Linked DNA regions of Homo sapiens: region 1 is linked to region 2. Evidence: read pairs that join two places in POLR2A ChIA-PET (ENCODE). Cell type or tissue: Panc1. All regions are shown on one strand. Each heading gives the region's core, and the rest is flanking DNA. Links, peaks and the distances in the headings are about the cores only.

What was found. ChIA-PET counts read pairs that join two places held together with the same protein. Peaks named below come from ENCODE experiments on the same cell type or tissue, not always from the same donor. Only the 100,000 strongest peaks of a DNase experiment are listed, where the experiment ranks them.
Region 1: POLR2A ChIA-PET joins it to region 2 with 22 read pairs; 2 of 35 experiments call an interaction of 5 or more read pairs at or near these places.

What each region holds. Positions count from the first base shown.
Region 1 is chr6:93,480,309-93,497,263 of GRCh38, forward strand. All of the region lies in intron 2 of LOC105377899 (a long non-coding RNA gene), which reads left to right. Among named protein-coding and RNA genes, the nearest start is that of EPHA7, 69 kb to the left of the region's middle. In Panc1, for the core only: no CTCF peak of the experiment used is centred there; no DNase peak of the experiment used is centred there.
Region 2 is chr6:93,540,464-93,557,418 of GRCh38, forward strand. The region is part of intron 3 of LOC105377899 (a long non-coding RNA gene); the gene reads left to right. Among named protein-coding and RNA genes, the nearest start is that of EPHA7, 130 kb to the left of the region's middle. In Panc1, for the core only: no CTCF peak of the experiment used is centred there; no DNase peak of the experiment used is centred there; H3K27ac peaks cover 199 bases.

The DNA of each region.
Region 1 (16,955 bases), core at 4,837-12,836, 61 kb before region 2:
AATGGTAAAGGGATCAATGTGACAAGAAGAGCTAACTATCCTAAATATATATGCACCCAATACAAGAGCATCCAGATTCATAAAGCAAGTTCTTAGAGACATACAAAGAGATTAGGAACTCCCACACAATAATAGTGGGAGACTTTAACACCCCACTGTCAATATTAGACAGATCAATGAGACAGAAATTAACAAGGATATCCAGGACTTGAACTCGGCTGTGAACCAAGAGGACCTAATAGACATCTACAGAACTCTTGACCCCAAATCAACAGAATATACATTCTTCTCAGCACCACATTGCACTGATTCTAAAACTGACCACATAATCGAATGTAAAACACTCCTCAGCAAATGCAGTAGAACGGAAATCATAACAAACAGTCTCTCAGACCACAGTGCAATCAAATTGGAACTCAGGTTTAAGAAACTCACTCAAAACCACACAACTACATGGAAACTGAACAACCTGCTTCTGAATGACTTCTGGGTAAATATCAAAATGAAGGCAGAAATAAAGATGCTCTTTGAAACCAATGAGAACAAAGACACAACGTACCGGAATCTTTGAGACACATTTACAGCAGTGTGTAGAGGGAAATTCATAGCACTAAATGCCCACAAGAGAAAGCAGGGAAGATCTAAAATCAACATCCTAACACCACAATTAAAAGAACTAGAGAAGCAAGAGCAAACAAATTCAAAAGCTAGCAGAAGACAAGAAATAACTAAGATCAGAACAGAACTGAAGGAGAGAGAGACACGAAAATTCCTTCAAAAAATCAATGAATCCAGAAGCTGGTTTTTTGAAAAGATCAACAAAATAGATAGACTACTAACCAAAATAATAAAGAAGAAAGGAGAAGAATCAAATAGATGCAATGAAAAATGATAAAGGGGCTATCACCACAGATCCCACAGGAATACAAACCATCATCAGAGAATACTATAAACACCTCTACAAAAATAACCTAGAAAATCCAGAAGAAATGGTTACATTCCTGAATATATACATATTCCCAAGACTAAACCAGGAAGAAGTCGAATCCTGAATAAACCAATAACAAGTTCTGAAATTGAGGCAGCAATTAATAGTCTACCACTCAAAAAAAATCCAGGACCAGACAGATTCACAGATGAATTCTGCCAGAGGTACAAAGAAGAGCTGGTACCATTCCTTCTGAAACTATTCCAAACAATAGAAATAGAGGGAATCCTCCCAAACTCATTTTATGAGGCCAGCATCATCCTGATACCAAAGTCTGGCAGAGACACAACAAGAGAAAAATTTCAGGCCAATATCCCTGATGAACACAATGCGAAAATCCTCAATAAAATACTGGCAAACTGAATCCAGCAGTACATCAAAAAGCTTATCCACCACAATCAAGTTGGCTTTATTCCTGGGATGCAAGGCTGGTTCAACATATGCAAATCAATAATGTAATTCATCACATAAACAGAAACAATGACAAAAACTACATGATTATCTCAATAGATGCAGAAAAGTCCTTGACAAAATTCAACAGCGCTTCATGCTAAAAACTCTCAATAAAGTAGGCATTGATGGAACGTATCTCAAAATAATAAGAGCTATTTATGACAAACCCACAGCCAATATCATACTGAATGGGCAAAAACTGGAAGAATTCTGTTTGAAAAACAGCACAAGACAAGGTTGCCCTCTCTCACCACTCCCATTCAACATAGTATTGCAAGTTCTGGCCAGAGCAATCAGGCAAGAGAAAGAAATAAAGGGTATTCAAGTAGGAAAAGAGGAAGTCAAATTGTCTCTGTTTGCAGATGACATGATTGTATATTTAGAAAACTCCATTGTCTTAGCCCAAAATCTCCTTAAGCTGATAAGCAAATTGAGCAAAGTCTTAGGATACAAAATCAATGTGCAAAAATCACAAACATTTTTATACACCAATAACAGACAGCCAAATCATGAGTAAAATCCCATTCACAATTGCTACTAAGAGAAAAAAATATCTAGGAATACAACTTGCAAGGATCTGAAGGACCTCTTCAAGGAGAACTACAAACCACTGCTCAAGGAAATAAGAGAGGACATAAACAAATGGAAAAACATTCCATGCTCATGGATAGAAAGAATCAATGTCGTCAAAATGTTCATACTGCCCAAAGTAATTTATAGATTTAATGCTATCCCGATCAAGCTACCATTGACTTTCTTCACAGAATTGGAAAAAAACTACTTTAAATTTCATGTGGAACCAAAAAAGAGGCCACATAGCCAAGACAATCCTAAGCAGAAAAAACAAAGTAGGAGGCATCACACTACATGACTTCAAACTATACTACAAGGCTACAGTAACCAAAACAGCATGGTACTGGTACCAAAACAGATATATAGACCAGTGGAACAGAACAGAGGCCTCAGAAATAATGCCACACTTCTACAACCATCTGATCTTTGACAAACCTGACAAAAACAAGCAATGGGGAAAGGATTCCCTATTTAATAAATGGTGTTGGGAAAACGGGCTAGCTATAGGCAGACAGCTGAAACTGGATCCCTTCCTTACAGTTTATACAAAAATTAACTCAAGATGGATTAAAAACTTAAATATGAGACATAAAAGCCATAAAAACCCTAAAAGAAAACTTAGACAATACCATTCAGGACATTGGCATGGGCAAAGACTTCATGACTAAAACACCAAAAGCAATGGCAACAAAAGCCAAAATCGACAAATGGGATCTGATTAAAGAGCTTCTGCACAGCAAAAGAAACTGTCGTTAGAGTGAACAGGCAACCTTAAGAATGGGAGAAAAATTTTGCAATCTATCCATCTGACAAAGGGCGAATATCCAGCATCTACAAAGAACTTAAATAGATTTACAAGAAAGAAACAAACAACCCCATCAAAAAGTGGATATAAACATACATTTCTCAAAAGAAGAGTTTTATGCAGCCAACAAACATATGATAAAAAGCTCAACATCACTGGTCATTAGAGGAATGCAAATCAAAACCAAAATGAGATACCATCTCATGCAAGTTAGAATGGTTGTCATTAAAAAGTCAAGAAACAATAGATGCTGGAGAGGATGTGGAGAAATAGGAACACTTTTACACTGTTGGTGGGAGTGTAAATTAGTTCAACCACTGTGGAAGACAATGTGGCAATTCCTCAAGGATCCAGAACTAGAAATACCATTTGACCCAGCAATCCCATTACCGAGTATATACCCAAAGTATTATGAATAATTCTACTACAAAGACACATGCACATGTATGTTTATTGCAGCATTGTTCACAATAGCAAAGACTTGGAACCAACCCAAATGCCCATAAATGATAGTGGATAAAGAAAATGTGGCACATATACACCATGGAATACTATGCAGCCATAAAAAAGGATGAGTTCGTATCCTTTGCAGGGACATGGATGACACTGGAAACCATCATTCTCAGCAAACTAATGCAAGAACAGAAAACCAAACACCACGTGTTCTCACTCATAAGTGGGAGTTGAACAATGAGAACACATGGACACAGGGAGGTCTGTCAGGGGTTCGGGGGTTATGGGAAGGATAGCATTAGGAGAAATACCTAATGTAGATGACGGGTTGATGGGTGCCACAAACCACCATGGCGCATGTATACCTATGTAACAAACATGCATGTTCTGCACATGTACCCCAGAACTTGATGTTTAATAATAAAAAAAACACAAAACAAACCCCTTAGTATAACTTAAAGACAGAGGTTGCTAAATGTTAAAGTAAATGTAAGAAAAAAAGGCAAACCATCTAATCCCAGCAAGTGATTACTCCAGGAGTTGCCCTGATGCACATCTTTGTGTGAGTAAGGGTAGGTAGAGAAAAACTGTGAGGAAGAGAGAAGAGAGAAATACCAATAACCTGAGGTTGAGATAAAACTATTACCAGAATATGTAATTTCACTCTTACTGTGAAATTATTATAAAATAAACTTTTGACGGATAAGAGTGTGGACTACAAGAATGTAACTTAAAATTGTACATTATTTGAAGTGGCAGATTTTGAAAGGCTTAGCTTCTGGGTCAGAAAAAGGTAAAAAAGAACGAAGAAGAAAATTTTGGAAATTCTGTGCTGAAGAGGGAAAATACACAAAAGAGAAAATTCAAGGCCATACAAGGTATTAGAAAAAATACCAGAGGCACACTACTCAACCTTTTGTCCTAGCGTAGAGTAAAGCCCATTGAAGAATCTAGACTTTGAAACACTGAGAAAAGCTTTCATTGAATTCAGAATTATATTATTCATTCCAAACCACAGAAATAAAAACATAAAATTTCAATAAGTGTATACAGAGATATTGTAAAGAATAATAGATTTAAAACACTGAAAGTCACCCCTTTACTTTCTCACTCTTTGTAAAAATACACAGAAGGAAACATTTGAAAGTAAAATATAATCAGACAAGCATTGGAGTTATCAAGAAGCAGTTTGAATCAGAAATTTAAAAACTAAGACCAGAAATGGACAAATAATAGGATGAAAGAAAAATACAATTGGTTGTACTCAGGAAAGGAATAGAAGAAAGAGACAAAATTATCTTTGAGATAACGAAAAAAATATTAGATGCAAAATAAAATGAAAATTTAATAGAGGAACTGAAGAAAGGGGTAACAACCAATAAGATAAAAAATGGGATAAGAACAGAAGTAAAAAGAGTAAGAACAATGACATTTATGTAATTGATGTCCCTGAAAGGGTTAACAATGAAATGTAACTAATATTTAAACTATAATCTAAGACAAAAACTTTCCAGATAAAGTAAGAGTTGAATGTATATATTAAAGGGTCCCGTTAGGTGCCTGGAAAAATTAACACAGAATGGTCAACTTTAAGAAATGTCACAGTAAAATGATTAGACTTCAAAGATAAAGAAAATATCCTCAAGATCTCCAGGTAAAAAGATCATATAAATTATAAGTCAATAGAATTTGACAAGCATCAGACTTTTTAAAAACAACATAAGCAAGACAAAAATTGAGCAGATTTTCAAACAACTCAGTGAAAAAAAGTTAATTAAGGATTATATCCAGCCAAACTGTCCTTCAATTATCAAAGCTATATAAAAACAGTTTTGAACGTGCAATAACTTAGGGATTTTGTACCCATAATCTTTTCTTGAAGAATATACTACAGGATAATCTTCACTCAGCTGATGTATCGCTGGCAATGCTTTAGCAAAAAGACTGACGGTAAATATTTTAATATATGTAATTCTAGATCTAAAACAAAAGTAGAATGAGTGGACTACTAATGCACATTGATGGATGTTGTGAAAAACTCAAAATTAATGCTCTATAAAAGGAAAAACAAGAAAAGAAGAAAGTAGATTAAGGTAAATTAAGAGGTTAAAGAAAGTGCATGTATAAAGGTCTAACTAAAAAAGATAATCACTAGAATAAAAATACAAATCTTCTTGCATACAAACATAAGGTTTTTAAAAAGCAAAAGTACACATTTTAATAAAAACACTGCAAATAAGATAAAATGTACGTAATTATTAAATATTACGGAGTTGAAACCAGCTGTCTCAGTCATGTCAATAAATGTGAATGGGCTTATCTATTAAAAGAAAGTATTTTTATTTTGCATCCCCAAATCATAATTCAGCTATATGATATATAGAAGACACACATCTAAAACAGGGGATTTAGAAATTATGAAAGTATAGGAATGCACCAAACGGTATCAGTCAAGTGCAAATTATAGAATAAACTCCAGATGGAAGATACAAAAGTATAAAAATAAAACCATACAAGTAGTAGAAATAAATAAGTACTAGAAGAAAACTAGAATTCATTGAATGAGTTTCTCTTTAACTTGATGGACGGAAAGTCTTTCTAATCATGAATCAAAATCCAGAGGTGATTTTTAAAAGGTTGATACATTTAACTACAGAAAAATGAGGAAAGAAAAAAGTATGGTGAAAACACTATAAACAAAGTCAAAAGACAATTGACAAACTGTACGAAAATATTTGCAGAATATATCATAGACAACAGAAAAATAGCCCTAATACATAAAGAACTCTTAAAAATTAGAGTCATAGTTCAGTGCATTTACCCAAAAGCTTTGGAGTCAGTATGTCTGAGAGATTTCTGCACTCTGGTATTCATTGCAGCACTCTTCCCAATAGCCAAGTTATGAGAGCAACCTGTGTCCGTCCAGGGACAAATGGATAAAGAAAATCTGGGTCGGGCGCGGTGGCTCACGCCTGTAATCCCAGCACTTTGGGAGGCCGCGGCGGGCGGATCACGAGGTCAGGAGATCGAGACCATCCTGGCTAACACGGTGAAATCCCCGTCTCTACTAAAAATACAAAAATTAGCCTGGCCTGGTGGCGGGCGCCTGTAATCCCAGCTACTCTACTCGGGAGGCTGAGGCAGGAGAATGGCATGAACCTGGGAGGCGGAGCTTGCTGTGAGCAGAGATCGCGCCACTGCACTCCAGCCTGGGTGACAGAGCGAGACTCCGTCTCAAAAAAAAAAAAAAAAAAAAGAAAAAGAAAATCTGGTACATATACACAGTGAAATACAACTCAGCTTTATAAAAGGAAGAAATTCCACCATTTGTGACAATATGGGTAGAACTGGAAAACATTATGCTAAGTAAAATAAACCATAGAAAAACAAATACCACATATTTTTACTTGTATGTGGAATCTAAAACAGTCGAACTAATAAAAGTAAAGAGTAGAATTGTATTTATCAGAGGCTAGTGGGTGGGGGAAATGGGGAGATAATAGTTACAGGATATAAATTCTGTTAGATAGGTGGAATAAATTTGATTTTTTTTTGAGATCCATAACAGCATGCTGAATATAGCTAATAATTGAGTATTGTATGATTTAATATTGCAAAGAGAATAAAGTTTTAGTGTTCTCATCACAAAAATGTTAAACATTTGAACTGATTAATATAATTTATTTAATTTAACCATTCAACATTGTGTTAAAAAGTTATAGCACTTCTCTGTATCCCATAAACATACACAACTATAAATTGTCAATATATAATAAAAATTAACAAAATGAATTGAGGATTAAAGGGCCAAAACATGATGGAAATATTGGGAAAATATATGAAAGATACTTAACAAAGAAGAAAGAATAATGGCATTTAAGCATATGAAAAGTGTTTAATCTAACTCACAGATAAATGTAAATTAAAAGAACACCAATAGAACCGATTAGATTTGGCAAAAATTTATAAGTATGACAATATATTCTGTTGGTGAGGCTGTTGAGGAACAGGTAATCTCTTTACCAGTGTGAATGTTATCTGGTACAACCCTTTTGGCTTAAAAACAAGAAAAATTATTCCCTCACAACTTCAGAGACCAGAATTCAAAAAAAAATCAAAAGTATTAACAGGACCACACTCCCTCTGCAGGTTCCAGGGAAGAATCAGTTCTTGGTCTCTTCCAGCTTCTCGACGCTATTGACATTTGTGATTTGTGGCCACGTCACTCCAGTCTCTGTCTCTGTGATCACATTGACTTCTTTTCTCTGTCTTTTATGTCAATCTGAAGCCTCCTTCTGCCCTTTTGTTAAAAGGGTCCTTATCTTTTAGACCTAGGTGGTCTAGAGAACACCTAGATGATTCGTGATAGTCTTTTCCATCTCAAGATATTTAACTTAATTATATTTGCAAAAACTCTTTTCTCAAACAAAGCAACATTCACAGGTTCTGAAGATGAATACGTGGACATATCTTCTTTGAGGCCACCGTTCAACCTATTACAGTGAGCAATCTGACTACTAGGAAATCATCTTGAAAATAGACCTCCGACAATATAAAAATACACATTGACAATATTATTCATTACTGCATTGTTTATTACAAAATATCAGAAAAACCTAAATGCTCATACATGGGATGATGATTTAATAAATAAATAAATAAAGTGATACACTTACATAATAGAATATTATGCAGCTATAAAAAATAAGAAGTGTCTCTTAGAACTGACATAGATTGATTTCCAGGATATATTGTTATGTAAAAGAAACAAAGTGAAAAGAATATCTATAGTTTTCTACCCTTTATTGCAGAAAGTAGCGGCACATGGAAATATACATGTATATTCTCATTTTCGTAAACAGAAGTTAAGGAAGGATAAAGCAGAAACTAATGAGATTGGCTACTTAGAGGGTAGGAATGAGATGGAAAGAATCGGGGTGATGGTAGATGGCATGAGTAGGGAGTATTAGTTGTATGATTATAACTGTTTGCATAGTTTTTACTTGTAGAACCATGTTGCTGTTTAACATATCCTCACAATGTTAACATCCTCCCAAATTATTTATTTTAAAGAAATAATTAAAAAAATTAAAAGAAACCAGGATTTGAGTGGGAGAGCCTAAAATATAATACAAAGAATATAAATGAGCTTAACAGTATTGCAAATGAATAACATAAGCACTCTGGAATCAGCCATTTCTCCAGAAGCACTCATTTCATTTGTTGGACTGTAGCATTAATAAATGAAGATTGAGGCACTGAGGATGCTCATTGTTACTTGGGTCTCATTACCTCCTGGCCTTTTCAGTAGACAGAGCTAAGAAATACACGTACACATTTACACCAGTATACTAACATCTACATTTATTTCTATAGATAGGATGTGGACAAGTCTTATTCTCTTTCTTGGATTAATATTAATTATCCATGGATTTCATGGTTCTTCTAATGCAGTTGCATTAGACTTATAGTTCTTAAAGTGTCATTTTTCTCATATTTTATGAAATATTTCACATAGCATTAGCTTTAAATTATTCTCTCACTCTCAGATCGCATTATTTCCTAAACACTATGGAAGTCAGAATTGTTTTTCCACAGGAAAACTCACCCAATTACCACTTAGGATTAAGAAAGCCTAATTTTAGTGTTTGGAATTTTTAGCTCTAAGAAAAAAAAAATAGGAAGAAAAGAACTATTTTAAAAAGTGCTTTTTTTTTTTTTTTTTTGAAAAAGCCCCATACCTGGAGTGAGTTTACTTAATTTAAAATATTAACTCCAAAATCCAATACCTATGTGACCTGGAACAACTTACCTAACCTGACTGTGCCTCAGTTTCCTCACAAAATGAAATGATAGCATGATCTATTACTTAGAGTAGTTTTAGAAAATACTAAATGATTGGAGATAAGTCACTTAGAATAGTCCCTGGCACATAGCACAGAATAACTGTGAGCTAAAATTTTTTTCTATTGTACAAACTGAGTTTTTGACCCAAGATGATCTCCAAATGATGAATTGATCCCTATATTAATAAGATTTTTTTCTGAAAGTTTTAACTAGTTCTCTAAAGTAGAATGAGAATTGACTTTAACAGAATATCTTCCCTTGAAAAGCTACCTTGGCATAGTTTAACAGATCTTATATTTAAAACTGACATGGCTGATATTTATTTAGATCTTAACAAGGGGCAATAGTTTTTTTCATAAATTACCTGACTTCAGTTCAAACTTCACAATTTATTCCACCCTAAAAATACAATCCCTAGCCTATAGGAGTGCTAATTACCTGAAAGAGTTCTGTGCATTCAAATTCCAAGTTACAGTTAATTAACTTAATTAATTTTTCATAATAATTTGATCCCTTAGGCCCCATTTTGGTTGCATTTTTGTAGTGTTCCAATCTAACCAATGAAGCACACACAAAAAATATTTCAGTTGTGACTTATGTCCTTGTATAACAAGAGAAAACCAAACAAAATTAATCACTAATGGATAAGTTACATGAAAAGTGAAAGAAAAGTGGGGAGAAGTGGACTGGCTGATGTTGGAGATAGTAAAGAAGAGAAGGCACCCAGGAAAGGAGGAAAAGATTAAAGAAATAAAAAAAAATAAGGAAAAAAGTAAGGGATTAGAAAATGTTTGTTTGTGAATTTTAAGAAAACTAGATGAGAGTAGAGAGGAATAATTCTTAGATCATGGGGGCAAAAACGATGAGAAGAGCATGGGGTGTTAAGTGTCAGTTCATATGGAGGGGGAGAGAAGAGGAAATGCCCCTTTATTCCTGTCTGGAAATGCTAGATTTAAAAAGTTGGATATCTGAACTGAAAACAACAAAAAATTAATCCACATTTACTTGGAATCAAGCACAAAACCAGTCCAAAAGTAGTAGATTGAGGCTGACACCAAGGTGGCTCAGGAAATAGAATTCTGGGGGGTCATATCCGGGCTGGAAAAGTGGGTTCCGAAGCTTGTAAAGACACACAAGGATGAATGGCGTAGCCTCAGGGCTTTAGGAGGCAAGAGCCTGAATAAAACTCAGCACTCCTCACTGCATCCTTTCTTCTAAAAAGCAGTAAGGGTATTTCTTGTGTCTCTATCTTTGAAGAGGAAATGTCACTGAAGAGAAATCAAAATCTCAAGTTTATCTTAAATGTGAGTATAAGATGATAAAGTACACACACTGCATGGTTTTAGAACAACATGCCAAGAATTCAACATATAAATTGTGCCAGGGTTATTAAACTTCTTAAAATTTCCCTGAAAAACAAAAAAAACAAAACAACCAAAGACATATCTGAAGTGGCATTTCCACAACTCTAGGGCTTTCTAAATAATAAATAAATATAGATACATAGTAGGCGGATATGCTGTAGATAAATAAAATTTCACTAATCAAAAATTGCTAATGCATGGGAAGTAAACCAACATGAGAATCGGCAGACATGATGAAGAGAATGACCAAAGTAGAAATCATACTATTTGAAATAAGAATATTAAAAAATGATGTAAGAGATATAAGCAATTAAACCACTAAAAAATGGCAAATTGAAGGGGTCTGAATTTAGAGAGCCAGAAAATCTTGGGATTGACTGAATTTACCAATAAGTAGTTGAATAACTGGTGTTTCATTTCTCTGAGTTTCAGTTTTCTTGTGGAACTATTGGTTTATCTATCTCATGGTGTTGGTGTTAAGATTAAATGACAAAATATACGTAAAGTACCTAGAAAATTAGAAGTCCTCAATATGGATTAGTGTTTGTCCTACTTCCCATTTATAAAAGATTAACTTAGAAATTGAAATTTGGTCAAGAGAGATTCTCTCCTTTTTATTTGCTATTCTAAGTACCAAGATATATTTATGCACATTACATTTTGAAACATTGGTTGCCTAATTAGTAGAACTGCAAAAATATAGTATGGAATATGTTGCCTATCAAGATATGCAGCTCACTAACAACAGTCACATACTAGTTTTCTGTTCATTTATATATGTGATATCTTCTTCAGTGAGGTGTATAATATAGTCCATATGCTTCCTCAAACATGGCATTCTTTAGGAGAGAAGGCACAAAGATAATACAATTTATTTTTCTCATAGCTTAGAATTATTTTTGTCATGTTTGAAATATATTCTTTTGATGTATTGATTAACATTTCATGATATTTACAGGTAATTTTAGGAAAATTTGTACATCTATACCATCCCATCTTCTAATCCAGAAATCTGACATGTCCCTCTACTTTTACTTAACTTTTAAAATGGTTTTTTTTCCTTAGTAAAATTTTGTGGTACTCTTTATATAAACATTTCTTTCATTTTGTTTTCTTTACTTTTTTTTTTTTTTTTTGAGACAAGGTCTCCCTCTGTCTCCCAGGTTGGAGTGCAGTGGTGCAAACCTGGGCTCACACAATCCTCCTGCCTCAGCCTCTTGAGTAGCTAGGTCCATGGGCACGTGCCACAATGGCCAGCTAAATTTTTGATTTTTTTTTTTAAGAGTTAGGGTCTCATTGTACTGCCCAGGCTGGTCTCAAACTTCTGGGTCCAAGCAATGTTCCTACCTTAGTCTCCCAAAGTGCTGGGATTACAGGTGTGAGCCACTTGATGTGGCCACAAGTATTTCTTAAACAGTCATCCCTTGATATCTATGGTAGGTTAGTTCCAAAACCCCCATGGATATCAAAATCCATGGACACTCAAGGCCCTTATATAAAATGGAGTAGTGTTTTCATATAACCTAAGCACATCATCCCAATATACTTTAAATCAGTTCTAGATTACTTATAATATCTAATATAATGTAAATGTTGTGTGAATAATTATTATACTGTACTGTTAGAATAATAATGACAAGATATAAACATATGTACATATGCAGTATAATGCAATTTTTCTTTTATCTTTTTTGAATAGCTTCTATCTGTAGTTGGTTGAATCCATGGATATGGAACCCACAGATACAGAGGGCCAACTATACAATTTATTTTTATATATTCTAGAACTTGGTTGCTATAGTGACTGACATCTTAGACACCATTAGTATCAATGAAAGCTTTTGATTTCCTCATATTTATATTTTACAGCCATAATATAAAGTGTTCTTTTTAAAGTGATTTTAAGTTGAATATTTTCTGCATTTTTAAGGTAGATAATGGGATGTTCTGGAATTCTTTCCTTACAAATTATTTCTACTGTTATGCATATAATTGACAAGAACTTTCAAAATAATGTGGTATGATAAGTGGCTATCATAGGCCTTATGTCCTTTACATGTTGAATAAATATTCTAGATTTAATTTTCTAAGGATGACGCTTTCTTGGGTGTCTTTTCGTCATTTTTCTAGGAGACAATTTGTTCATATTTCCTTTAATGTATTGAAGTATTTTAAAATTAATCTAGGTGAAACCACGCTTTCCTTCCTGTATACACATTAGTTGGATATGAAGTATCATTCTTTTAATAAATTTTTGAAAGGCATGAGCTTGCATTTTGGATTACCTTAAAAGCATGATTGTACTATTGTTTACATGCATGTGTTGTGTGTTACTTTGTTAGATATGAGTTTTAAAGCTAAATTTACTGCGCTGAGAATAATATGTTTGACAATTTGAAGTAATACGGCTATAAAACTGCTATAAACTCTGTGAAGGCAAGAGCATTTTCTGTGATAAATGAAACTCAGAGGCTTACAGGGATATGCATAGATTAGATAAAAGCCACCACATATACATAACAAAAATATCACACATATGCATCACACAACATGGGTCACATATACATGGGTCATATCTAGATGGGTGGCCTTTATCTAATCCATGTGTATCCTCCTTCTCCATGATTGCCTCTTCATAGACTGGTTGAGCGTTTTCATGCCATGATACCTGACTATTGCCAGAATGAGTGCTGTAAGAAATCAAGAAATCAAGATGGAAGCTACAATGTCTTTTATGACTCAGAAGTCGCACACTATCCTTTCTACAATATCAAGTCCTAGTGTCACCTTCTCAGTGAGATCTTTCTTGACTACTCAGTCAAAAATTATAACCTCATCCCCATGTTTGTTCCTTTTCCTTTATATATAGTTTTCGTTGCACTTATCAGCTTCTAACGTAGCAGATGTTTAATTGTTCATTTTGTTTATGGCAGTCTCTCTTCAGTAGAATATAAAAGAGAGCTCCTTGAAAAAAGGGACTTTGTTTTATTCATTGCTGTAACCCCAGTGTCTAGGAGGCTGCTGGCTAATAGTGGCAGTCAAATTGGTGTTGATCATTAGTTCCTGCTCTTTCATTCTGTTGATCTCTGCTTCATTTAGGCTTTAAATTTATTGCTTATATTGTTTTTCTCTTTGTAATCCCTTTGGGATCAAATTTTCCCTTTGATTGTCTGTTTTATAGTTCCACTATTACCTTGACTCCTATAAAGAAACATTGATCTTGTACTAATTTTTTTAGGGTTTTGTAAGAACACCTAATATTTTTGACTGCTCGTCTGAGTTACTCTTTTTTGAACTTTCAAATAATTTCAGTTATTTTTCCAAGATTATTCTTTTCTAATGTGAAATGAGACCTTTCAGAGGATTCAAGACTGAGTCTTTCAAGCTCAAATGAAGGGAGACGGATAAGGTTCTCATATTTTGTAGTTTCACTTGTCAGTTCAGAGTTTCATTACCAGAAGTTTGTAGAGATAGCACCACTGCTATACAGGCTTTACAACCCGAAACTTCCTTCTGCATCAAAGATCACCATTTTGTGTTTATTATCACAGGCATTATTTAGCAGGGGTAGTTCCAAGGATACACTGTGAGCAAGTGCTATGGGATCTAGGCACTTAAGGCAAACAATAATAGGGTCCTCACAGGACTCTAGAAGGATCACACATTGCTGTCTTAGTGTTAAAGTAATGAATTTGGCCTTCAACCCATTGATACTAGTGAATTCTTTTAGAATCTCTTCCCTTATTTTCTGGGCAAGGTGCTTCTTTGCGTGCAGACAAGCAATGATCTGTGCAAATCATTGTTAAGTAGGACTCCTCCTTATGTAGAAAATTGTCTTGAAGTTTCTGTATTTTACTGTTATTCTTCCATGTTTTCTAATATGAACACAGAATAATCTCTAGTTGGATATTTAGATATTCATTTTAATATGATTGTGAGATAAAAGTTAGATGTGTTTCTTCCATTCATCATTTAATCAAGAAATCAGTATTACATATTTAGCATTAGATACTGAGGTTATATCTGAGCATCTTATTCAAATTAAGGTCCCTTTTAATTTTTGGTCACAGCCACTTATATAGTTTTTTCTTAGAGAACTTAAACAATTTTAAAGTTTTAATTGTTTACTTATCTTTTTCCATTTTCTCTTTCATGTGGAGTGTTCTATATGGTTAAGAAGGCTGCCTGTTTCATTTGTCACTGTATCTTCACTGCATAGGCTAGTGCATGGAAGTCAATAGGATTTAAATATATATATGAATAATGGGAAATTTTAGATAGAATGCCAGGCTTATGATATGAATAAGGCAGACTGTCTATTTAATCTATGCCAGATCAGGCCTCAGACCTTCACAATCCTCAGCTTTAATGCACTCATTTTGTGGTATTCACTTTTTAAATTAGTAGAAAGAAATATGAAAATACAAGCAAATGTATCTAATGCCAACTTCTTGGGAACAGCTAAAGGAGTAAGTGCTATTTAAACTGGCAAAATAATAATATTATATATATATTTATATATACCATTATAAAATATAACAATAAAACTGATTATATGTTTTCCGTGCTTATTAAACACATAGCAAGAAAATTGGCCTTTACTTCCTTGGAAAAATAAAAACTGAACTACAACGAATAAATATTTCACAGTAAGATCATTAATGGCAGGAAAAATGGTCAAAGGGCATGACAGAATATTCTTTATTTTCAATATCGTCTGAAAAAAAAAGAAGTATCAGTTTGGTGTTATGGATAGAGACTTTGTAAAGGCAAATCATCTTTTAAAATTTGTTTCATATGTACAAATAAACTGGAGTAAAATATTTAAGACACATTTTTGACATGAGCTAAGTGTAGGCCTGGAATAATTTGCTAAATGTCGCAAGAGAGAGAAAAAAATTAGACTAAATAGCTGCCTTTAAGCTTAACTATAGTATTTTCTTGTATCTGTGTTTAAAAAGTCACCCCTGCTAGCTAACAGAAAACATTAAATCAAAAGGATTTAGCATTGTGGTTAATGTCTTGTTCTTTATGATCTGCACAGGCCTAGATATTGCAGCACATATTTTACATATGTAATTCTGCTTTGGGACTACTCTAAAACCATCGTACAATATGCTGAATTAATAATGCTTATAAGTGTAATATATATAGGGAGAGTTTGAACAACTCTTGATGAAAGGTGATATATATTTATGAGGTGCCAGATGTTTGCCTTTAAAAGTAATTTTTATTAACCCACACTATTGAGATTTGTATTGAAGTGGTCTCTTTGTGGTAGTATATTGTTTAAAATATGTTCTGTGAGATTTAGGCACAATGGGGTGAATAAAAGAATAAGTACCTGTCTAAATTTTATGTATTTTTAAAAATTGAACCATGGGGGTACATTTTTAATGCAGGTGCAATGTATTAGACAGAAAACAGTAAAAAGGGTTATACATTTCATATGCAACTGCAGGTGTTAAAATGTACATATTATTATTATTTTAAATATTTTCTTTTTATTATGGAGGTAATCATGATATCATATGCTTATATAACATGTTTCTTGCTAGGTATTCAAAACACATTACAGTCGTTAATTATTTCACATTTCATAACTTTCCTGGAGGGAAGCAAAGACAAGCATTATCGCCCCATTTTACAGACAAGGCAACTTGTTAACAAATGGCTGCTCTCTAAATGTCAGAGATTTTTTTTTTTTTTCTGGCCTTGCACCTCATGTGTCCACTGGGCTGATTCCATTGCTGCTGAGCACCAGGATCACCAATCCTTTGATTACTGCCCTGGTTATTGTGACTAGCACACATTTCTTTCCAAACCCAAGGCACAGTAAGCATTGCAAATATTAATGACAGTTTACTGAACATTTCAGGAAGCAGAAGGTGTATATTACAAAGTGACTACATTCAACAACTGCCCAGGTGCAGACCAGTCACAGATCCCCCTTACTGGCTTGCTTCCTGTCCTACTGCTGACTCGTTTCCTTGTGGCCAGGGCGATTAATCTCTTGCTATATTGCAAAGCCTGATGTATATCTATTCTAGGCTCCAGGAAGAGTAGAACACATTTTCTTCCCTTAATCTAAAATCCATTTCCATAGGTCCCAGAATTGTCTTCCTAAGATGGAAATTTCCATTTCTTTTAAAGGAAGCATCCTTCTCATCTACACAAGTGTGTTCCATCTTATGGAACCAAATTTACATAATAGTCAAATCCACTATGTCTGCCTTATTTGGCCTTGGATAACACTATGTATTTGACAGAAACAGCCTGGCCAGATAGGCTTACACCTAATTTTATTTCTCCTCAATAAAGAGTTAGCATATACTGATGTTCAGTCTTGTTCAAGTTTTCTTGTTTTTGTGATATATGATCCTAAGATGCATAGTAACAAACAATTCAGCAGAAGCTAAAGTTTCAAGGCCCATCCACACACTGGGGCATGTTTGAATCTCACGTATTTATT
Region 2 (16,955 bases), core at 5,694-13,693:
GATAAGAAGAGAGGAAGTCAAACTCTCTCTGTTGTCAGATGGCATGATCCTACATCTAGAAAACCCCATCATCTCAGCCCAAAAGCTTCTTTAGCTGGTAAGCAACTTCAATAAAGTCTCAGGATACAAAATCAGTGTGCAAAAATCAAAAGCATTCCTATACACCAACAACAGAGAAGCAGAGTGCCAAATCATGAATGAACTCCCAGTCACAATTGTTACAAAGACAATAAAATACCCAGGAATACAGCTAACAAGGGAAGTGAAAAGTCTCTTCAAGGATTACTACAAACCACTGCTCAAGGAAATTAGAGAGGACACAAACAAATGGAAAAGCATTCCACGTTTATGGATAGGAAGAATCAATATCATGAAAATGGCCATATTGCCCAAAGTAATATATAGATTCAATGGTATTCCCATCAAACTACCATTGACATTTTTCACAGAATTAGAAAAAAAACTACTTTAAAATTAATATGGAATCAGAAAAGAGCCCATATAGTCAAGACAATCCTAAGCAAAAAGAACAAAGCTGGAGGCATCACACTACCCAACTTCAAACTATAGTTCAAAGCTACAGTAACCAAAACAGCATGGTCCTGGTTCAAAAACAGACATATAGACCAATGGAACAATGTAGAGAACTCAGAAGTAAGACTGCACATCTACAACCATCTTATCTTTGACAAACATGACAAAAACAAGTAATTATGAAAAAATTCCCTGTTTAATAAATGGTGCTGGGATAACTGGCTGGCCATATGCAGAAAATTAAAACAGGACCCCTTCTTTATAACTTATACAAAAATGAACTCAGGAAAGATTAAAGACTTAAACATAAAACCCAAAACTATAAAAATCCCACAAGAAAATCTAGGCAATAACACTCAGGACATAGGCATGGGCAAAGATTTCAGGATAAAAATTTCAAAAACAATTGCAACATAAGCAAAAATTGACAAATGGAATCTAATTAAACTAAAGGGCTTCTGCACAGCAAAATAAAGTATCAGCAGAGTTGAACAGGCAACCTACAAAATGGGAGACAATTTTTGCAATCTATTCATCTGACAAAGGTCTAACATCTGGAATCTACAGGGAACTTAAACAAATTTTCAAGAAAAAAACAACCCCGTCAAAAAGTGGGCAAAACAGATGAATAGACACTTTTGAAAGAAGACATTTATGTGGCCAACAAACATATGAATAAAAAGGTCAATATCACTGATCATTAGAGAAATGCAAATCAAAACCACAAAGAGATACCATCTTATGCTAATCAGAATGGTGATTATTAAAAAATCCAAGAAACAACAGATGCTGGCAAGGCTGTGGAGAAGTAGGAACACCTTTACACTGTTGGTGGGAATGCAAATTAGTTCAACCATTGTGGAAACCAATGTGGCAATTCCTCAAAGACCTAGAACCAGAAATACCACTCGGCCTAGCAGTCCCATTAATGAGTATATACACAAAAGAATATAAATCATTCTATTATAAAAATACATGCACACATATGTTCATTGGAGCACTGCTCACAATAGCAAAGACATGTAATCAACCCAAATGCCCATCAATGATAGACTGGATAAAGAAAATGTGGTACATATACACCATGGAATACTATGCAGCCATAAAAAGAAACAATATTATGTCCTTTGCAGGCACATGGATGGAACTGGAAGCCATTATCCTCAGCAAACTAATACAGGAACAAAAAAACCAAACACCACTTTTTCTCACTTACAAATGGGAGCTGAACAATGAGAACGCATGGACACAGGTAGGGGAGCAATACACACTGGGCATGTCGGTGAGGGGTGCAGGGAGGGAGAGCATCAGGAAAAGTAGCTAATGCTTGCTGGGCTTAATACCTAGGTGATGGGTTGATAGGTGCAGCAAAACACCATGACATATGCTTACCTGTGTAACAAACCTGCATATCCTGCACATGTATCCCAGAACTTAAAATAAAATGAAAGATATGATCAAAGCTGATTTTTCCTCTAAGGAATACATATTTCTCTATACCATTTGTTGAATAATAAATCCCGTTTCCCATTTATCTGTGATGTATCCTTTAATATATTCTAAATATAATTATCTATATCTAAATAGTAACAATATCAATTCTTGTTGACCTCTATGTTGATTCTTATGCCAGTACCACATTCTATAAATTATCAAAACTTTGTACTATAACTTAATATCTTGAAGACAAACCTTTCATTATCCATTTTATTACTAGTTTTATTTTTTTATAATTAAGGATATTTATGTTTGTCATTATATATAATTCAATACATAAAGGAAGAAAATGAAGATCAAGGCATTACTGAATATGCATGAAATGTTAATACTTTGTGTATAGTTTTGATTTTTTGTATGTACAGAGGCACATTGGAAAATGAACACATTAATCTCTCTGTGTGTCTTACCTGCATAGAATCTTCTCCAAAGATACACCAATATTTCGATAAATGATTCAATACTGATGGACATTTCAATTGTATCTCATTTGTTCTATTGAAAAATAGCAGGGGTATGGATTGCTTTACACATGTGGCTGTCCACTTGTTACATTATTTAACTGAGAGAAATCACACAAGTAGAATTTCAACATATGCTCATTTCATAATTGTGATATATTTTAAGATGTCTACTTATGAATGTATGCAAAAACATTAACAATTTATTTTAAAACTTGATTTTCCCATCATTATGATTATTATTATATCATTATTATTGGAATTTTAAAAGTTGCTCCTGATGGGCAAAATGTTATCTTTATTATAATTTGTGCCTATTTGATGATTATAATTAATGATTATGATTAATTTATTATCAATCATTTATTTTTTAATTACATGTTTACATTGTTTTACTATTTTCCATCAGAAAGTAATTTTTTCATAATGACTTATAGAAGCAGCTTATAGTAGACTGTCAAGCATTGCACACTTGCTTCAATTTGTCATTTGTTAAACATGCTGTCATATTTTTATCACAAGTAGTGTTTATTCTTTAATTTTGTGGAATTTCTCTTTCTGGCTTTTGATCAGAATTAGAAGCAATTTTGAGACTCATAAGATTAGTTTTATTTCCATTTTCATTTTTCCTCTAGAACTTTTAATAATGTCATTTTCATGTTTTATTTAGAAATGAATATGGAATTTATTCAGGTATAAGGAGTACAGGAGTGATTTCACTATTTTTTACAAATGGCTAGTCATCTGTCCTAATGCCGTATTTCCTCTGCTGATTTGAAATATTCTATTTATCATGTTATTTTAAAATTTGGTCTGCTTCTGGACTCAATTCTGTCTCAGCAATTTCCAGTTCTATTTTTCTTCTAGCTTGAAGTTTTAAAAATACATTAGGTTCTTAAAATATTATATCATTACCAATTGGCATGTTTTGTCCCCATTATTAATGTTGAAATTCGGAGATTTAAGCTTAAGTCCTCTGTCCCAGAAGGCATGGTTATTTTGCTTTCTTTTTCTGTTGCTTGTGTTCGCATGTAAAAAATTCTTGGACTCTTTTGGGTGTCCTCGACCTTGTGCATGTTCACAGAGTTTGGGGCCTTCATATTTTTTTTAGGCCGGACTATGCATTCTAGCCCAGCTTTCACAAAGCTTGTGTGGGCTTTATAGAGTATTAGTCCAACTGATAACTTTTTCCATCGATTCTGCTTAATATTTCCAGAGTGCATAGCTACACATGGAACTTCAAACAAGAGAACCAAACTGAGCTAAATTAGAGTTCAACCCTTTCTGCTGGCTCTCCTGGTCAATATCAGAGGTTCCCAGACCACGTTACCACCCATAATCTATTGGCATGTTACACAGGGCTATAAGTAGCACGGCAAACCTCATTTCTGCTTACACATTACTCAGTTACCTTTGTCATTATCAGCTATTTTACTAAATGTTCAAGTACGAATATTTGCTTAATTTTATAAAATGTTTGTAAAATATCTACCCCGATAATCACGTGTTTTAACATGTGTATGGAAGTAATAAAATTTATGGATTTCCTAATGTTGAACCAACCTTCCTATATTGTAGAATGTTATAATCAGTTTATGATCTAGAATCTCTTTAATACACTGTGGTATTTAAGTTATGGTCATATGAAGTATATATAATTATTATACTTAAAATGAAGCACTGTATTAATATTTAAATTATAGGATTTTATATCTGTATTCCTAAGTGAGATATAACAACATTTACAAATATCTATTGAGTGCCTGCTATGTGGTAAGCAGTGTTCAAAACATTGAGGTTTCAGCTGTGCCTTCATGGAGCTAACCCTCCAGTGGTCAGAAACACACAATAAACATGTTTAAAAAGTGAAAGTAAAATCAGTTCACATCATCATATGACAAATAAAATAAAATTGATTGAATTGGTTAGAGAGTGCCTGAGGCAGCATAACCTTAGAGTGTTTAAGGAAGGACTCTGAGGACTTGCAATTTGAGTTAAAACCTGAGTGATGAGAAGGATTCGGCTTTAAAACATTCTAAGAAAGAATGTTTTGGTAGAAGGTGTAAAACATAAGTTGCCAAAATATAGGTTTTAGCTTTCTATGTAATTATTTAGCTTTGCTAATTCTAACATCGTTGTTATTAGGGGGAATTTTATAATTTTCTGTTTTCTGGGATATGTTTCAGTGCAATACATATTATTTACTTGCTGAAGTTGTGATAGCATTTACCAGAAGCATCATAAGAATCTGGCTGCATTTGGTTTGATGTTTCTTTGATAGTTTTCCTATTTCATAGTTGTTGGTTGCTACTGGTTAACTCCCAGGTTTTCTACCTCTTTGGTAATCCATTAAGTAGTTGTTTAAAACAAATATGCATTTTCATTATTTTCGATCTTTTTTCATCGTGTATGGGGTATTTTCTCATGATTTTTTATGTACTGTCAGTGATTACTAACTCTTTTTAATTACTCTGGCCAAGTAATTATTTTTATTTTCTCTGAAAGCATTTCCAAGGTTTTCTCTTTTTGCCATTATTTTCTGCTTGTCATCTTTTTGGAAAGTATCAGATCATGTATTATTAGCTCTTTTTTCTTTTGCTTCTTAATTTGTGTTTCTTTTCTTTTGTACTTTAAGTTCTAGGGTACATATGCACAACATGCAGGTTTGTTACTTATATATACATGTGCCATATTGGTGTGCTGCACCCATTAACTCGTCATTTACATTGGGTATATCTCCTAATGCTTTCCCTCCCCACTCTCCCCACCCAACAACAGGCCCTGGTGTGTGATGTTCCCCTTCTTGTGTCCAGGTGTTCTCATTGTTCAATTCCCACCTATGAGTGAGAACATGCAGTGTTTGTTTTTTTGTCCTTGCGATAGTTTGCTGAGAATGATGGTTTCCAGCTTCATCCATGTCCCTACAAAGGACATGAACTCATCCTTTTTATGGCTGTATAGTATTCCCTGGTGTATATGTGCCACATTTTCTTAATCCAGTCTATCATTGATGGACATTTGGGTAGGTTCCAAATCTTTGCTATTGTGAATAGTGCCGCAATAAACATACTTGTTCATGTGTCTTTATAGCAGCATGATTTATAATCCTTTGGGTGTATACCCAGTAATGGGATGGCTGGGTCAAATGGTATTTCTAGTTCTAGATCCTTGAGGAATTGCCACACTGTCTTCCACAATGGTTGAACTAGTTTACAGTCCCACCAACAGTGTAAAAGTGTTCCTATTTCTCCACATCCTCTCCAGCACCTGTTGTTTCCTGACTTTTTAATGACCGCCATTCTAAGTGGGGTGAGATGGTACCTCATTGTGGTTTTGATTTGCATTTCTCTGATGGCCAGTGATTATGAGCATTTTTTCGTGTGTTTTTTGGCTGCATAAATGTCTTCTTTTGAAAAGTGTCTGTTTATATCCTTCACCCAGTTTTTGATGGGGTTGTTTGTTTTTTTCTTGTAAATTTGTTTGAGTTCTTTGTAGATTCTGGATATCAGCCCTTTGTCAGATGAGTAGATTGCAAAAATTTTCTCCCATTCTGTAGGTTGCCTGTTCACTCTGATGGTAGTTTCTTTTGCTGTGCAGAAGCTCTTTAGTTTATTTATATCTCATTTGTCAATTTTGGCTTTTGTTGCCATTGCTTTTTGTGTTTTAGTCATGAAGTCCTTGCCCGTGCCTATTTCCTGAATGGTATTGCCTAGTTTTTCTTCTACGGTTTTTATGGTTTTAGGTCTAAAATTTAAGTATTTAATCCATCTCGAATTAATTTTTGTATAAGGTGTAAGGAAGGGATCCAGTTTCAGCTTTCTACATATAGCTAGCCAGTTCTCCCAGCACCATTTGTTAAATAGGGAATCCTTTCCTCATTTCTTGTTTTTGTCAGGTTTGTCAAAGATCAGATGGTTGATGTGTGGTATTATTTTGAGGGCTCTGCTCTGTTCCATTGGTCTATATCTCTGTTTTGGTAGCAGTACCATGCTGTTTTGGTTACTGTAGCCTTGTAGTATAGTTTGAAGTCGGGTAGCGTGATGTCTCCAGCTTTTTTCTTTTGGCTTAGGATTGTCTTGGCAATGCGGGCTCTTTTTTTGGTTCCATATGAACTTTAAAGTAGTTTTTCCAATTCCGTGAAGAAAGTCATCGGTAGCTTGATGGGGATGGCATTGAATCTATAAATTACCTTGGGCAGTATGGCCATTTTCATGATATTGATTCTTCCTATCCATGAGCATGGAATGTTCTTCCATTTGCTTGTGTCCTCTTTTATTTCGTTGAGCAGTGGTTTTTAGTTCTCCCTGAAGAGGTCCTTCACATCCCTTGTAAGTGGGATTCCTAGGTATTTTATTCTCTTTGAAGCAATTGTGAATGGGAGTTCACTCATGATTTGGCTCTCTGTTTGTCTGTTATTGGTGTATAAGAATGTGACCACATAGTTGGAAGTAAAGCACTCTTCAGCAAATGCAGAAGAACAGAAATTATAACAAACTGCCTCTCAGACCGCAGTGTAATCAAACTAGAACTCAGGATTAAGAAACTCACTCAAAACCGCTCAGCTGCATGGAAACTGAACAACCTGCTCCTGAATGACTACTGGGTACATAACGAAATGGAGGCAGAAATAAAGATGTTCTTTGAAACCAATGAGAACAAAGACACAACATACCAGAATCTCTGGGACACATTTAAAGCTGTGTGTAGAGAGAAATTTATAGCACTAAATGCCCACAAGAGAAAGCCGGAAAGATCTAAAATTGACACCCTAACATCACAATTAAAAGAACTAGAGAAGCAAGAGCAAACACATTCAAAAGCTAGCAGAAGGCAAGAAATAACTAAGATCAGAGAAGAACTGAAGGAGATAGAGACACAAAAAACCCTTCAAAAAATCAATGAATCCAGGAGCTGGTTTTTTGAAAAGATCAACAAAATTGATAGACCGCTAGCAAGACTAATAAAGAAGAAAAGAGAGAAGAATCAAATAGAAACAATAAAAAATGATAAAGGAGATATCAACCCCGATCCCATGGAAATACAAACTGCCATCAGAGAATACTATAAACACCTCTACGCAAATAAACTAGAAAATCTAGAAGAAATGGATAAATTCCTGGACACATACACTCTCCCAAGACTAAACCAGGAGGAAGTTGAATCTCTGAATAGACCAATAACAGGCTCTGAAATTGAGGCAATAATTAATAGCTTACCAACCAAAAAAAGTCCATGACCAGATGGATTCACAGCCAAATTCTACCAGAGGTACAAGGAGGAGCTGGTACCATTCCTTCTGAAATTATTCCAATCAATAGAAAAAGAGGGAATCCTCCCTAATTCATTTTATGAGGCCAACATCATCCTGATACCAAAGTCTGGCAGAGACGCAAAAAAAAAGAGAATTTTAGACCAATATCCCTGATGAACATTGATGCAAAAATCCTCAATAAAATACTGGCAAACCGAATCCAGCAGCACATCAAAAAGCTTATCCACCATGATCAAGTGGGCTTCATCCCTGGGATGCAAGGGTGGTTCAACATATGCAAATCAGTAAATGTAATGCAGCATATAAACAGAACCAAAGACAAAAACCACATGATTATCTCAATAGATGCAGAAAAGGCCGTTGACAAAATTCAACAACCCTTCATGCTAAAAACTCTCAATAAATTAGGTATTGATGGGATGTATCACAAAATAATAAGAGCTATTTATGACAAACCCACAGCCAATATCATACTGAATGGGCAAAAACTGGAAGCATACCCTTTGAAAACTGGCACAAGACAGGGATGCCCTCTCTCACCGCTCCTATTCAACATAGTGTTGGAAGTTCTGGCCAGGGCAATCAGGCAGGAGAAAGAAATAAAGGATATTCAATTAGGAAAAGAGGAAGTCAAATCGTCCCTGTTTGCAGATGACATGATTGTATATCTAGAAAACCCCATCATCTCAGCCCAAAATCTCCTTAAGCTGATAAGCAACTTCAGTAAAGTCTCAGGATACAAAATCAATGTGCAAAAAACATAAGCATTCTTATACACCAATTTGTGTTTATTATCTTCTCGTACTTCTTTTTTAACATCTGAGATCGACATTTAATAAGTTGTCTTCCTCATCAAAAAAATCTCTTTGACAGCATCTCATGAGTTTTGATATGTAATATACTGCAGTAATGAAAAGTTTTGTCTTCCCCTTGATGCAATGTTATTTAATAAGATGATTAAGTATTTTTAAGTATACATGGTTCTTCTTTTTGCATAAGTTAAAGCTACTCTTTAACTTTTTTTTTGTTTCTAGTTTGTCCTTGTAGTTTGTTGAAATTTCTCCCAAGTACTGGTAATAAGTGGATATTTTAAGGTACATTTTCAAAGTTTATGTTAATTTATATAGTTTATAGCTCAATATAATTATGGCTATAATATAATTATGGCTATATATATTATGGCTATAACATATAATATGGCACTAATATAATTATGGCTGTAAATAAAAGTAGTGTATTTGTTCATCCATTCATTCAACAGATATTTACTGAGCCCCTACCTTGCTTTACTTATTGTCCCTAGAAATGGGGATAAAGCTACAAATAAATGAAAGAAAAGGTGATGACTTTATGTTGAAATATAAATACAATCTATAATGCAGAAGAAATGAAAACAAGTACAGATAACTAGAGAGATAAGAAATCATCATAGTAGTATTCCACAAAGATGGTCGCTTATCAAGTTGATGCATTTATTTTCAGTTTTTCTTAATTCATGCTAAAAATACAGATTTAGAGAAGAGATTTCACTACCCTTTAAAACATAACTAGCCAAAATTTAAAGACAAGCACATTACATTTTAAGAGTCCTAAGGTGGGTCAAATAAGAAATCGAAACTCTTTGAGCCAATGTTTTCAACCTTTTTGAAAACTGGAAATAAGCCAGGCTTTCTTCGTTGCATGCTTTCCATTAGCTGTTACTTAGCAGAAAACATTTCAGATGCCTCTCTTTGCATTGCTGTCTTGATTTTCTTTTTTTCAATTTCAGCAGAGTGGCTCATAAATAAACATGTTCACGGCTCAGGTTGGGAGTGACAGTTTATTCCTACTATTTTGATGGATTGTACAAGATATCTACAGTTCTCTTCTCTAACTAAACATCCATACATGGACTGTAAAATTAATCATACCATGGCAGGATGCCTAAGAATTTGGAACAGCTTCTTTCTTGGTGACTCTAAGTATCAAAGTGAAAATTTCATTTTAGTAATGATAATTAATGAAATCTATTATTTGATGATTTATCCTCCAAATAGTGTATAGACTGCCTTTCTGTGAACCCCAGCTTCACTCATAAACCATGCCACATGTGCTTAGCTGTCTATAGGTTATATTTGATTACAAAGTGAGTGTCTTCCTTTGGTCATTGAATCATTATTGATGCTTTTCATGGAAGCTTGTTGTGATATTTTTCACATATTTGCTGATGGCCTTGAAGTCTGTATACATAGGCAGTGCTGCATCATTAAAGATTGGCACCCAAGTGTGGTAATGCCCTTCTGTGAACCCCAGCTGCTCTGTACCTTGAGAATAAACCTCACCCTAATTACAGGGGAAATGGGAGGTAAAGGGAAGACTGCATGTATATCACTTACCCCAAATACAAGGAGATGTCACACTTGTTCCAATGTTTACTCTCTCTTTTCACCCTTCTTCCAGCTGAGCACTTTCAACTCACTGGGAAGAGGCTGGTTCTTGAGATCTGAAGGTCATGAATTCTGTTGCACTGGCAGGCTTCAAGGATGTGGTTAGCAGATGACTATGTTGCCTGTATTCTTTGTATATATGGTCACAGATCATTAAACATCACTTCCATTAACATCTGCTTCTGTCTTTCAGCAATAATGTATGTGAGCCAGTGGAATCTCTTAAGGAAAGGCATATTTGTACACAGAAGGAATTATTGGTTGTATGTTATGATCACAAGAAAGATGTGATCTAAAAATATGACTAAATGAGTAATTAAAAATAGTAGAACTCTCTTTCTTGAAAACCTGCTAATGCTGCCTTTATAGTATCTGTTTCATTTCTTTCATGTCCTATTGCACACCCTTCACTGACAGACCTGAACTATTGCATAACCTTTAAACTAATCTCCACATTTCCAATGTGGTCTAATGTGTATGTGTCATGTTGCTTTCATTTTAACAATCTGTTCTCATCAAACAAAATCTACCAATGTCCCCCTTATTGGCATAAAGCATTCAAATTCCTTAATCTGATCCAATGTTCTTTATAATATGAGCCAACCTTGCCTTTTAATTATTGTTTTTTACTGGTATGCTACATATACTCTCTTCTTTTTCCAAGTATGTCATACCATGTGAGAGAGTGTTGCATAGGGGATGGAATTTAACAGGCTTGTGGTTTTAATGCTAATCTTACCTTTTCCAGTGAATTTTTAAAAATGATTAAACTGTGAATGTCTTCTTCACTGGGGACAACCACCAGGTTTGCTATATAATAAACCACTGAAGGTAAAGTTCTATCATGGAGCTTGATACAACTGTAGATGCTCTATAAATGAAGCCAGTGGTAATAGTAATAGCAGGGGCGAACTCTCCTAGCTAGTAGTTTCCAACCATTTTCTTTACTCAAGTCCAGTCCTTCAATTATTACATCATTTCTTCTTCCTTTATGAGTTTCTTCATAATTATTACTAAGATACTGAGATGTTTGCCATCCCTAATTCTACAACTTAATTGTCTATGTCATTAATTTGTGTTTTAAACTCCCTTGTTTTTAGACTCCATATAAAAATGTGAAGCTGCTAGAGGGAAACTCCCTTATATCTGTTGCCAGTTTTCTGCAGCAATGGCCACTTCATAATTTAACAGGGTATTTAATGTCAACTTGTTGGTTAATTTATCTACTGATATATCACTGAATAAATGCCGTACACCTAAGGAATATGACTTTGTAACAGTACTAAATGGAACTTAATATTTTTATGTAAATTTTTACTAATATCCTCACGTCAACTTTATTTTTAACAGTAGTAAATGAAATGTACTAATTGGTGACAGCAACTTTAAAATATCCAAGATTTTACTTCTTTCAATTTTAGCTAAATCTGTTCTACCCTACAGATGCATATTGAACTGAATGACACCACCAGATTATCCAGTCAATTTTGTGTCAGGAACATGCTAATCCTCACATAGTTCTGATCATGTTTTATTATTACCCCCATTTTGCAGATAATGATAACATTGGAAATCAAAGGCAATATGGAAAGTACTCAAATGTGGATAGCTACTGTGAAAGATTAGAATACTATTCAGCAAATATTCACTTACCTCCCTGCTTCCCTCTTGGGATGTAGTACATTCTATGCCGCATTTGAATTTGACCACATAATTTTGGCCACAGAAAAATAAGTGGATATTATGTGAGCAAGGCCTGAAAATGGTTTTAAATGTATTATATCGTTTAGGTTGCTTTTGCCTTTCTGCTACTTACCATGATAATAATATCTTTGGTGGCCACTTATCCATGGAGGATAGACCTAACCCTGTCCTGCAGTGAGGAGTTGAGGCCAGCCTGACCACAGCTTGAAGCAGAGCTGCCCAGACAATCACAGCCTATAGAGCCAAACTGCCTTGATCTGTAGACCCATGAACTAAACAAATAAATGTTTGTTGTTATTGGTTTGGGATGGTTTGTTAGGCAGCATTAGCATGGCAACAGCTGAATAATCTACTAATAATTGAATGGGCTAAGATTTGAACTCAAATCTGTAAACATCTGTGTACTTTCCACCACACCACACTTCATTAGCCAAAATGCACAAAGAAGGACTACATTTGGATAGTTATTCACAAACCACAGCTCATATGATTCTATATTGATCAAAATAACAGTCTGCTTTATTTACATTGCTATGAGAACATACTTCTATGAAAAGCACTCTGATTATCAAAATGAACATCATTAGAAATGCTTTCTTAATGTCTGCAAATCCATTTTCAGCATACTGTTTGTATAGTTAGGACATCCAAACTGCAAAACCATTGCTTGAAAATGTCTGCTCTCCCATACATACACTACTCTAGACAAATCCTGCTTGAGGTGAATTCATTATCACAAGACAGTCCTAAATCAAATATAAATTTTAGGAACTGATTATGTATTCACTAATGATAAACAGTAATTTTTCAGAGTTAGAGGGTAAGCTACTTACTTTAGAAAGTCACATCAAACTGGAGAGTGGATGATTAACAAAATGTTAATTGCCAAATGTGATAGGTAATTGAAAATGTGATAATTGACATATAATTTTGGCTATTAGCACATCATTCACTGCTTCTAATATTTGTATGTCCTTCTTATGGGAATATTCAGTGCCTAGAATAGATCAGTAACACAATTGAACTGGCTAAAATCTGAAGTATTTGATTAACCTATGCTAACTAGTTTCTAGTTGGCAATCAACTTGACCAACATCTCAGTATGTTTGTTGTTACTTTACAAATTTATTTTGGCATCTCAACAACTTAAATCACAGAAGGCTTATAAAAAATGTTGGGTTTTTATTTGACAACTGAAGTGTCACCTATTGAAAATTCTTGTGAGTCATGATGTCTCCCTCTTTAAGTGTTAATATTGATAGTGATTGTAGGAGATGGCTGCAGAGATGGCTGTCAATTACTCAGCCCTTGCTCCTACATACATGTTGTACCTCCCATCATTGAGGTGGAATCTATTTCCCCTCTTCTCGCATCTGTGTTGAGTTTTTGACTTATTTTGACCAAGAGAATGTGGCGGAAATAACATTGTGCTAGTTCCAGGTCTAGATCTTAAGAAACCAGGTTGCCTCAGTTTTTGCTTTCTTGGCATCACGCTTCCCTGTAGAGGTTTAGTAAGACTTCTGAATAATGGAAGACCACTTGTCGGAGAGAGTCTCAGCCACTCCTGAAGCTCTTCCAACTACTCTATCTGAAGTGCCAGACTTGTAAGTGAAGACATCTCAAATCCTCTAGTCCCAGTTAAGCCATCCAGGACAATAGCATGCAGAGCAGAGAAAAGCTGTTCCCCTAAAGCCCTACCCAAATTGCAAAAATATGAAAAATAATAAATGCTGGTTGTTGTTTTAAGCCACTAAGTTTTGGGGTGGTTTTCATGCAACAAAAATAACTGACAGTGATATAAGATATAATACAAGAAAGAGCCTTCACAATGTATTTTAATATTTCCCATATATGACGTCAGTTCTAATAAAAGCATTTCACTAATATCTCTTTTTCCAGTTTAATTAAAGTCATTAAAAAGTCATGGCGTATTGCATTATTTTCCAATTGTTATTGTTTGTGTATTTGATAGCTCAACTATCTTTCAATCATAATTATTTGTAAATGTATACACACACATTTAGCAGAAAAATTGAAGACCTTATAGTATAAAATACAGATTATAAATAATTCAAATTATTTTCATAAATTTTACTTTTTTTGCAATAATATATATCAAAAATAAGTCATTTTATGAAGTTTTCAGTGACAGAGCATAATTACCCACACTTTGGAAAATATTTATGTTAACATAATATTTTTATATTCTTTGAATACATTACTTTATACCCAAATCTTCCACAATGTGGAATAATTAACTATTCTTTTATAATGACTGTGTTTAAAAGTGAATTATAATTAAGCACAATTAATTAGCAAGCAGCAACAGAAAGAATCACGTTTTAAACTTGGCTTTAAATTTACAATAGCCTTTTTCTTCACAGTGTGGACATATATATAATTGAGAAAGCATTTATAAAAAACTCTGTACAGATAATTATGGCAATAGTAATCTTAGAATATTAATTTTAAATTCATGTTCTTCAGTCTACTGTGTTCAATGAAAGAAATGAAACTTGCCCGGAAGACTATGGATATGTTGCTATATGTACCAATTCAACTGAAAATCATTTTACCAATATTTTCAGGATTAAATAAGTCCCTATTAAGTATAAATGTTAATGACAAAAAAGGCAGTAGATCAATATTAAAGCTAATTTAGTCAATGTTTGGATATTACTTTGGATCAAAACTCAGCATCGCTCATATAAAGACAATACAGGTGGATTAGAAACTTATACTATGGTATAACCCTCCTGATTTGACATGTATGTTGAATACAAATTATGGTGTTGGAATTCTTGACTCAGATTGCCTAGATGAACATTGAATATTTGGAACCTTGAGAGGCATAAGAGCACTAAAGGAAATGATCAACCTTAGGTTCAGAATTTGAAATATTTGACTTTGACTCTAACGGAGACAAGCTCAAAGATTAAACAGCTTTAAATGTTTCAGTATCTCAAATGATATGCCCTTTTTTAATAGTCATGAGAGAAGGAAACGGCCGGGGAACTGCACCCTCACACTGAATGATGAGAAGTGGAACCGTAATATATTTACCATCATTATTTCAGGGACTAAAATATTCAGAATAGTTTAAGAATACTGGACTGCCTTCAAGCAATCTGAGTCAGTGTCACACTTTGCATAGAGTGGAGTTTGAGAATTTAATTACCTAAACAGCTGGCTCCAGAATTCTGACTTAAGGAAGAGAACTGCCTTTGTTTGGGGAAAATACCTCTTTAAGCCTCTTGGAGGTGGATGGTGAGACCCTGAAGGTATAGTTCTGCAGGAGCCATGCTGGAAAAGGTGATTTAATATTGCCTTTTACTGGATATGAACAGAAACGTTGGGGGTATGTAAGAGAGTGAAGAGAAGGAAGGATTACTGGGCAGCCTATTAGGGCGATAAAACCTAAACCAAAGAAATGGCTGTAAGGCGTTTAGAACAGGTTATTTTAAATGTGGTGTTTTAAGTTGTGGGTGTTGTTATGCACTCCTATCTCCTTAACCTTTGATAATCCATTGTACATAAAATATACTGAATTCCTTATCAGTGTTTGCATTTAAAAACAGGCTAAGACAATCAAGACACTTAGCCTATCCCTAAACTTAAGTAAGAGAACAGCTAAAATTCCAAAAGATCTTTATAAATCCATAAAAAATTGTTAAGACATTTCATTCTCTATAATCCATAGAAAATAGAAACAATTTCATTAATATCCAAAGGAATGAGCTTTACCTGACATCTGAATTAAACATGTCACATAATATTTTAATGTACCTGTTGGTAAACTAAAGTGATAGCCTTCAATCTGTTTGTGCTAGGAGGAGCCATTGTAAAATTAAGTAAATTGCAGTTTCTTTGTAAACTCAATGAAAAGACACTGAGATTGCCATTTCTAGAGAATCTAGCAGTTTATTATTGACATAAACTGGTCAATAAAATCTTAAGTGGGTAAGTCTTGAAGCGATACTTTTTCTATTCATAAAGAGCTGACAATTTTTGACATATAACTTTTTTTAGGTGGGGAGGACTCTTTCAAGTAAATAGAAAAGAATTTCAGAGTACTGGTCTCTCTGGGAACATTGATGAAAAATAAAACAAAACACCACCAACAAAATCCTCAAAGATTTTTGTTGTTGTTGTTCAAAGAATACATTTTTTTCAGAAACAAAGATAATCATTCAAACCACACATAATTAAAATAAATCATAGAAAAAGCCGCATTTTGAGGGAAGAAGAGAATCTTTGATCCAACGGCCTTGGGAACGTAGACTGAGTGGAAATGTTAGCAGAGAGTAGTAAGTCACTTTGTATTGAAGTTGGACAGGTGGTATAAGAGAGAAAAAACAGAGACAGAACAGACAGCAATAAGAGAGAAGCAACAAGGGCCCTGTCAGGTCTGAGTAGATCACTGCATGCAGTCTGTCCCATACAGAAAATAAAAGTGTTAAAATACAAGAGAAAGGAGAAAAACAGAGAAGCAGTGTATATATATATACGTGTATATATATATATACACATATATATATATATATACACATATATATGTATATATATGTATATATATGTGTATATATATATGTATATATATATGTGTGTGTGTGTGTATATATACACACACACACACACAGCAGAAAGGACTAATTAGAATAAGAGTAATAACTGAAGGATTGTGCAATAGACATAATTAAGTCAACAAATGGCAGTGTAGGTAGTGGTTAAGAGGACAGAGTATAGAATCAGTATATTTGGGTTCAAATTCTGATATCCCTCTTGGCAGTGTTAACTTAGGCAAGTTACTTTAGTACCCTGTGCCTCAGTTTCTTCATCTGTAAGATGGAACTTTAAATAACATTCCTTCTTCATTAATTCATAAGGACAAAATGAGTTAATCCACATAAAGCATTTAGAATGGTGTTAAGCATACAGTGAGCCCTTAATATTAGTTACTAATGTCTAATAATGATAACAATGGAACATAATAACTACTTGCATTAGTAAACTCGCTACAGTATAAAGTAACTTGAAAAGATACAGCACAGTATAAGGGCT